2 separate regions of the Homo sapiens genome follow, and region 1 is linked to region 2. A link is a loop called in an ENCODE intact Hi-C map of the cell type or tissue named here. Cell type or tissue: PC-3. All regions are shown on one strand. Links, peaks and the distances in the headings refer to the core of each region. The heading gives the core; the rest is flanking DNA.

What was found. A loop is a pair of places that touch in the nucleus more often than their neighbours do. Peaks named below come from ENCODE experiments on the same cell type or tissue, not always from the same donor. Only the 100,000 strongest peaks of a DNase experiment are listed, where the experiment ranks them.
Region 1: a loop joins it to region 2, with 2.4 times the contacts of the local background. A loop is called at or near these places in 1 of 110 quality-filtered maps.

The regions. Positions count from the first base shown.
Region 1 is chr7:83,203,045-83,207,450 of GRCh38, reverse strand. No RefSeq gene overlaps it. Among named protein-coding and RNA genes, the nearest start is that of PCLO, 42 kb to the right of the region's middle. RefSeq lists an enhancer at 2,201-2,823. In PC-3, for the core only: no CTCF peak of the experiment used is centred there; a DNase peak (open chromatin) is centred at 2,590.
Region 2 is chr7:83,252,683-83,257,088 of GRCh38, reverse strand. No RefSeq gene overlaps it. Among named protein-coding and RNA genes, the nearest start is that of PCLO, 92 kb to the right of the region's middle. In PC-3, for the core only: no CTCF peak of the experiment used is centred there; no DNase peak of the experiment used is centred there.

The DNA.
Region 1 (4,406 bases), core at 323-4,322, 50 kb after region 2:
CAGGTCTGTGAGATTGAAAGAGCATCCTTTTGCAAGTCCTGAGAGGGTTTCTCTTTGTAATTAGTGGAAAAATGAGACTGTCACTTCTCTTTGTATCCTTCTTTCTGCTTTTAGCACCTATGTGCTGTCTGGAGATGAAGCATCATTCACTAGACAATGAGGAGAAAGAAAGGAGGACAAGGCTAAAGATCAGAAACTCTGGCCCTGACATTACTGAGCTACTAAACCAGCTTCAAAAGTCATTGATTTCTAGACTTTCTGGTATACATGGAAAATAAATGCTTTTGCTTAAAACAAAGGGACGTCATGTTAACTTTCAATTACTGGACTAGCTTTCTTGATTCCTTTGAAGAAATTTTGAAAACTGTACTTTGTCATGAAATTTTTAAAAATTCTAAGTCCCTTTGGCCCTACTTTTAAGATGTTAAGAGCATACTAGAACATCAATTTTTTTTATAAAGGATGAGGAGAAAGAGAGAAAAATCCAGTCATTCATGTTCTGGTAGATTATTGGAAATTAAAAGGGAGAGTGAGAAGGAGCAAGGATATCAGAGGCAGAGTTCTTATCCTCCCTCATGCTCCCACCTGGTCCGCAGCTCAGGTTGGGTGCCATAGAGGCTTCCAAATTTAACCAGGGGAGGAAAGTGTCAGAAAGCTGCAGGCCCTTAGGAAATATTCCCCTTTCAGTTCTGCCATATCAAAATGCCCTATTAGTAGGTACATGAACATGGCAGAGAAAAGCAGATAAATAGATGAGCCTAAGACTGTGGTCTTGGTTCTTCAGAACTTGTTCCATTTTGGAAAAGATGGAGTTAAACAACTGTCCTGTAATCCCTGTTAATCCTATAGGAAGGGAGGCCAGGATATTCCTGGGGAAGAAAAAAGCAGGCAATCTGGTCTAATCTTCTGGTAAAAGTACTAATAACAAACCTCCTGGAAAATAAACCAATATTTATCAGGAAGAGAATTTTACCTATGGAATTCTTTTAACAGGATATTCCTGGTTTAGGGTTGCTTATGGTAAACAATTATAGAATCTACAGATTCATGAAGCATGACTGCAGACTCTGTCATATGTGCTATGCAAATATATAAGTATAAATGAGGATATTAAATAACTGAGATGTTCCCTGTTGTGTAAGGCAGCCTTGTGCACTTCATTAAAGATCTCATGTATTTTTCTTGGTCATAGAGCATGACCGATCTGTGAAGGAAGCACCTAGGACCTGGGACCTGGTGTATCCAGACATTTTCCTTCTTCATCTGGATACTTACTTGTATTTTTGACATTGTTTAGGAAAGTTAGACACTGGGTAATATATCTGACTTGTGTGTCACTTGGATTTGACAATATGATCCTTTGTGTTGCCTCACATATAAAGGACTCTAAATTGCTCCTGTGCTCTATGAAGAAGATGCAAAGGTGCTAAAAGGGCCAGGGAACTACCAAAGACTTTACACAAAAAAAACAAAAAAAGTCACAGTGTTCAGAAAATAAATGTTTGGTCCAATGTTGGTGAACTTATTGTGATCCAATAATTTTTGTAGAATAAAAGCTCCATAAGAATGGGGATTCATTATTCTGTTTTGTCACTCTATTTCTAATATATTTACTGAGCGCATAGTAAATTCTCAGTAAATAAAAATAAGACATATAAAATAATATTTATCAATAATAAATATAGATAATTAAATGTATAAATAAGTAATTGCATATATCATAATTTAAATAGTCTTTTCAGGTAATTCATCCTCTGCTTGGATGTCTCAGGGATGTGCTCAAATATGTCCCAGGTACGGCGCTCTCATGCTCCTCTCTAGACGGTATCAATGTACATGGAGTAGGAGTTTATGTAACCATGCAATAAAAGAGAGATTAAGAAGGTCATTGAATTAACATTGGAATTATCTGAATCTCCTGAGATCTCTGCTGTGGTTAGAGTAAGAGAGACCTCAAATATCAATATGCTAGCATCTAAAGTAATTTAGAAACTTATTTCTTTATAAGTGTTTCTAGCATTGATAATCATTGTCATGCTAAAGATGTGAAGAAATTCAGCCTCAGGACTCAATCCTGACAAGTGGCTTCTTTCTTCTAGGATTTACCTTTCTATTTCTTCCTGCGTAATACACTATGGGATTAGGACTTGAATTCAGAAGGCTGCAAAAGAATACGTTTTGAGGGCAAAACGAAATCAAATATTTAATATTTGCAAAATATTTTCTCTCTTATCTAAAGTCACAAAGTCCCTCCTGCTTACCCTGATTTGCTTTCTCCTCTCCTACATATTTCTGCTGCCTCCCTTTATACAGCAGCAGAAAAAGGTAGGCAATTCCCATTTGGAGATCCAAAGATTTCAAAGAGAAGGGGATGGTAATGGACGCAGCCTTGAAAAAGAGAAGTGGTGAATGAAGACATGGAGAAAAGGTTTGAGGAAGAGAAAATCAATGAGAATACATTCTTCTCTAGTCAAAGAAATAGCCCAGCAGGTACACTGTTCAGTGAGTCTCCCATTTCAGGTAAATGGGTTTAGACAAAGGACACCATTTAACTATACCTCCCAGATCTCCTCCCAGATCTTTGACCACTGACAGATATTTGAGTCATCCGCATGGTGAGCAACAGAAAGACAGGAGAGCAAGTTACAAAGATTGTAGAGTGATCAGAATTGACTAGAAGTGCCAGATGAAGTTCAATTCTTCAAAAGGAGAAGAAAATGGGTTACTTAGCTGAAATATAATGTAGAAAGGCAATGAATTCAATGAAATAAGTAAGGTCAGCAAGGCCTTGGAAAGAAAGAGAGAAAATTAGGAAGGGGAAAATTGCGTTTATATTCTTATGAGAACAAAAAGGAAAGAAAAAACACAGTGGGAGTTTAATCAAGTAGTTAAGAGCTTTTTGCATACAGTTTTGAAAAGAGAGAAAATATGTGCACTTAGAGACTGGGTCATATAGGGACTAGTTACACCCATTCTAGAAAGTGCCCAGGAAAAGTTTGACAGGATTTTTGATGCAGAAAGATGAAGCTCTGGAGATAAAAAATAATTCAGCTTTATTAACCCTCCCACTGAGAAGGATGCTTTTGTGAGAGACAGATGACACAACTGCTGAGAAAATCTTTGCTGGCCACCTAAATGTATGTCTAGGAAACCAAAGATCAGCACAATTTAGGAAAATTAACAGCATGAAATAGAAGGCTTAATCAGAACAAATGACAAGGAAGAGAACAGATAATTTAGGGAACAAAAGAAAAAAAAATTCTGATGGATGTCCTCAGAAGGATTATAGAGGATGCTGCATCCGAAAACAAAATCAAGCTTCTATAAAAAGAAGCAATCAGAAAACAACAAAAAGTTTGAGAACTGTTCAAAATAGATCGAAAAGTTTTTTTTAATCAATGAAAGGGCTGGATATTAGATTTAAATAATGATAGGCCAAACGAATAACCCAAAGATGAGTCAAGAAGGTGCTCTAAAAATTTTAGGAAATGAAAGAACTTGCCATATCTTCCTAAAAAGAGATATTGGTGGAAACAGATAAAAAGATAAGAGAGCAGAAAATCAAACAAATAAGAAAAGAAGGTCTCCTTGACTTGAAGAAAAACATCCTTCTTCAGACGGAAAGGAACTCTTTGGATTGAGCAAAATAACTAAGAAAAGACCAGCACTTATACAGACCCTGGAAAAGTATTGCAACCCCTAAAACAAAACCTTCTACAACTTATTTATAAAGAAGTTCAAAAAACAGGTGGACTTCAGACATCTTATCTTTCATAATAGACACAAGAAGAAAATGAAGTATGTTTTCAAAATCTCAAAAGACAGGTAAAAGAAGAACTCAGAGTTCATTATTCAGGCAAATTCTCATTTAAATATGAGGGAACAATAAATACATTTTTAGATGTCTATGGTTGCTGGTACTGTGCTATGTTTGGGCCTTCTCTAAAGATTTGCTCAAGTTGGTACTACCAAATATGAACAAAATAAGTTCAAAAACTGGAAGGACGTGATAGATAAGAAGCAGTCATTAGAAAAGAGATAGTGGTTATTAAAGGAAATTACAGTTATGTCCAAAGAGTTTTAAATTTAGGAGGGCACACATTTCCTGAACCAAAGAGTTAATATTAGCTGTGAAGGGTGATATATTTTATCTGTGTGGATCAGAAGCAGCTTGGGTAGCTCTGGACATGAAAGGTAAGTGGGTGGATTTCAATAGGTGTTACAGGTCTCTCGGTGAAGATGAGCTGTAAACAAAGTATAGAGACAGGAAAGAAAAAAGTGATTTTAGGGAACGGCAAATGGATCAGTCACACTTGAATCACTGTTGGAAAATAGTGAGAGATCAGAATGAAAATATGATAGGAATACAGTGATCTTGATATTAAAATTAAAGTGAACAAAATAAG
Region 2 (4,406 bases), core at 256-4,255:
AAGACCAACCCTTTCTCTTCATCTTCCTCCTTAGCCTACTCAATGTGAAGACAATGAGGTTTAAGACCCTTATGATGACCCATTTCTACTTAGTAGATAATATGCTTTCTCTTCCTTGTGATTTTCTTAATAACATTTTCTTTTCTCAAGCTTACTTTATTGTAATACAGTATATAGTAATTGTAATATGTGTTACAAAGTATGTGTTAATCAACTGTTTATGTTTTTGGAAAGGCTTTCAGGCAACAGTAAGCTATTACTTAAGTTTTTGACTGTGTAGGGGGGGTTCATAGCCTCCCCTATGTCATTCAAGGGTCAACTACATGTGTGTGTGTGTGCATGTGTTTATGTGTGTTAGCATCAGAATCCATTAACAGTCTGACTCCAGAGCTTGCCCTCTCAATTACTGCAATACATTGCTACTTCACACTTGCCTATGTGCTATCTAAAATTCTACTCAGCATACAAAGGATATTGAAAAGGGATGCTTTGTCAATACATAAAAAACAAACAAACAAAAAAGTTCCTTCTCTAGGTATTTCATTTATATAATAACGACCACTGAAGTCTAATTTTTTTTTTTGCAGAGTATGAAAATCTCTCCTTAGGTATACTTTGCTGTTTTCACTTAGAATAAAAAGTGTCTGCCAAATTTTAAATGACACCTTTTTTGCATGTTAAAAATCCTCCTTTTCAGGAATCCTGTTATATATCTCTAGTTCTAGATTCAATAATCTTCATATTAATTACAGAAAAGGGTTGTTAAATAAATGGAATTTAAGACAGAAATTATAACTATATAGTTGGCTAATTGTTGACAGTAAATATGAAATTATAATAAATTAGTGAATTTCTAACTTTTTTAAATATAATGAATTGTGATATTTTCTGTATCATTTAAAAAATCAAATTTAGTCTAGCTTCATGTTTGCATCTCGATGAGCTTGACGGATGTTCGATCTCAGTGGTTTGAGAGTTTGTGTTTGTTTGTGTATTACAGTGGAGATGGCCTTTATCTCCTTAGCGAGATATATACATATATATACGCACACACATATATGTACACATATATACACATATACACACATATGTACTATATATACATATATACACATATGTACTATATATACATACATATATACTCATATACTCATGTATATACACATATATGTGTATACATATGTATATGTGTATGTGTACATATATGTTCATATATGTGTGTATATATGTTTATGTGTATATATGTATGTTATGGGGAAGTTATGACTGACTTAAGCATAGGGGAATTTGTTGGAAGAATATTGGGTTGGCAAAGGCGGTGTTGAGGGAGCAGGCTTTAGATGGACAGGAATTGAAGGAGTCCTGAAAGAAAAGAGGAACGAAACAGCAGCCAGGACATCTGCTATCACTGCTACTGCCATCAGAGTCACTATGATGAATATTCTCCAAACTTTCTTTCCATCCTGGTGTTACTGGCTCAAAATTTGCAATCCCAGGAGAGAGCATCTGGTTGTCATATTTTAGTCTCATGCCAGCCTTCTGGTTAGGCCAAGGTATGAAAAGAAAAGGTATCTTGCGTCTATAATGAGGGCCAGGCACCTGGAATCTTCTTCATGCCAAAATTAGACGACTCAGAGGAAAGATTTCCCCAAAGAGAGATTGGACAAACAAGCGATTACACAAGTTAACTGTAAAAGAGAGAGAACTTTCTATGCTTTAGTACATCATGATTGCCACTGGTGTATCCTAATTACTCAAGTCCACCTATTTCCGTGAAGGCAGGCAATTCAGCTACATCATTACCAAGTTGCAGTGCCTTACCAACTTGGGGTTGCTAAGTGATCTTAGTAGAGCTGGAGTACTTAGGGCTTAGTGTTCAGCCTCTTTTGATCTTGCCACCTCCCAGACGAAAAATAATTGCCAGGAAATTGGGTGAAACTGATCTCTGCTACTTTGCAATGGTGGAAAATTTACTTCCTCTTTCTCAACATGACCCTGCTCAGCCCTAAAAATGCACTCCAATTTCATCCTTCCCCTTCTAGATTACTTAAAGCTGCAATTGTAAAACTTTTTAAAAATTACTTTCAGGCCGGGCGCGGTGGCTCACGCCTGTAATCCCAGCACTTTGGGAGGCCGAGGCGGGTGGATCACGAGGTCAGGAGATCGAGACCATCCTGGCTAACATGGTGAAACCGCGTCTCTACTAAATGTACAAAAAATTAGCCGGGCGCAGTGGCGGGTGCCTGTAGTCCCAGCTACTCGGGAGGCTGAGGCAGGAGAATGGTGTGAACTCGGGAGACGGAGCTTGCAGTGAGCCGAGATCGCACCACTGCACTCCAGCCTGGGCGACAGAGCCAGACTCCGTCTCAAAAAAAAAAAAAAAAAAAAAAATTACTTTCTTAAATTCTATTGAGTATATCAAAGATTTATCATATTAGAAATGAAAGAAGAAACTTTTAGAGTACAAAAGTATGCAAGAGCACTTTCTGTTTATTGTCAACACAATTATATAATTTTAGTTATTAAAAAGAAATTATTATGACCTTGTGGACCCCTACAATGATCTCATGGATCCCCAGGAGTCTCCAGATATGTTTTGAGCATCGGTGACCAAGTCTAAACTTCTCAGTGAGTTTAAGCTTTTATGAAAGATAGAAGATTTCTATGAGAAAGTTATCTTCAAAAGCTTCTTTTTTCAACTCCACACACACAAAAAATCTGGCTACCTCCTGGAATAGAGAAAAAATAAAATAATACAGTAATAATAACAATGTCTTCGAAACATTTACAGTGAAAGAAAATAGAATAAAATATAATATGATATTGCTCATTATATTTACTCTCCAGATAAAACCACTGCCAATGAAAGAAAAAAATGTAACTGCTTTCAATACATAGACTTAGATAAGTAGTGTTTTGCCTTGTGGATAAATTTAGGAATTACCTAAAACATACAGAGCCATAACTTTTCCTGCATTGATATATTCCTTCATTCCATTTAATTACTAATGAATTGTGAACCAAAACATAATGAAGAACACTTTTTAGATTTGATTTTTTTTTTTTTTTTTTTGAGACGGAGTCTCGCTCTGTCGTCCAGGCTGGAGTGCAGTGGCGCTGTCTCAGCTCACTTCAAGCTCTGCCTCCTGGGTTCATGCCATTCTCCTGCCTCAACCTCCCGAGTAGCTGGGATACAGGCGACCGCCACCACGCCCGGCTAATTTTTTTGTATTTTTAGTACAGATGGGGTTTAGCCGTGTTTGGCAGGATGGTCTCGAACTCCTGACCTTGTGATCCGCCCGCCTCGGACTCCCAATAGATTTGATGTTTTATACATATGAATCAATTACTTCCAGCAAAGCTTTACGGAAATAACAATGTTTCTTTAATTTTCATTTTAAGAATTGATGTGCATGCACAGGTCAGTTGCTCTGAATAACACTGTTTTTTTGCCCTGATGTTTGACTTGGGAAATATATATCCATATAGAGTCTGATTATTATTATTACAAGCCAGTAGTAAACTTTGCCAAAGGCTACAAGATGGTTCACATATATCTGGAGGAGAATACTTAAATACATATAAGAATCACTTGTAGGTTTTCTGATTAAACAGAATTTACCTAATAAATTGCCACAGAATTGTAGATTCAGAATAAAAGGAGGTAAATAATTGAGAAAACTTCTTTCGAAGACTTTTGTTTTTAAGAATGAATTTTAATCAGAAATAATAAAAAGTAGTTACTTCTTGGAGGATTTATTTTTCGATCATCTTATTTCTCTCATAAGAGAGCTTCCAATAAATTTTTTCCATGGAGTATATTTCACACACACACTCAGAGGAGTGTAATTTCTTGAACATTCATAGTCTATTTTCCATTAGGACTCTGTTTTTGAAAAGCTGCAGAGAGTGTAGTTTCATGTCTATAATCTCATTGTTTTGATGTATTAAAGGTTTTCTTAATTCTTTTGAGAAACCATTTATAAGCTTTTTAAAAAGGTAGTGAGGCTGTGCTTTTATGTCTGAAATTTAACAACAGATGATTTATTAACCATGAAGTGAGGTCAAGTTGACTGCTAGATTCTCTGGGGGCAAAAAAGACAAAACAACAGCAAAAGCAAAAACATCAACAAAAGCCCCATAAAATATTACCAAAGCAGTATTAGACTTTTTGCAGTGTTGTTTAGCCTTTATTTTTCTTTTGTGACATTAATAGATAAGTATTGTGGTGAAAAAACTTAAAACAAATATGAAATTTAAAAAAATCTGTTTATAAAAAATGGATTTGCAAATATGCATCTCACTATTTTTTATATTTTATTTTATTTTATTTTATTCATTTATTTTGAGACGGAGCCTTGCTCTGTCACCCAGGCTGGAGTGCAACGGCACGATCTCCGCTCATC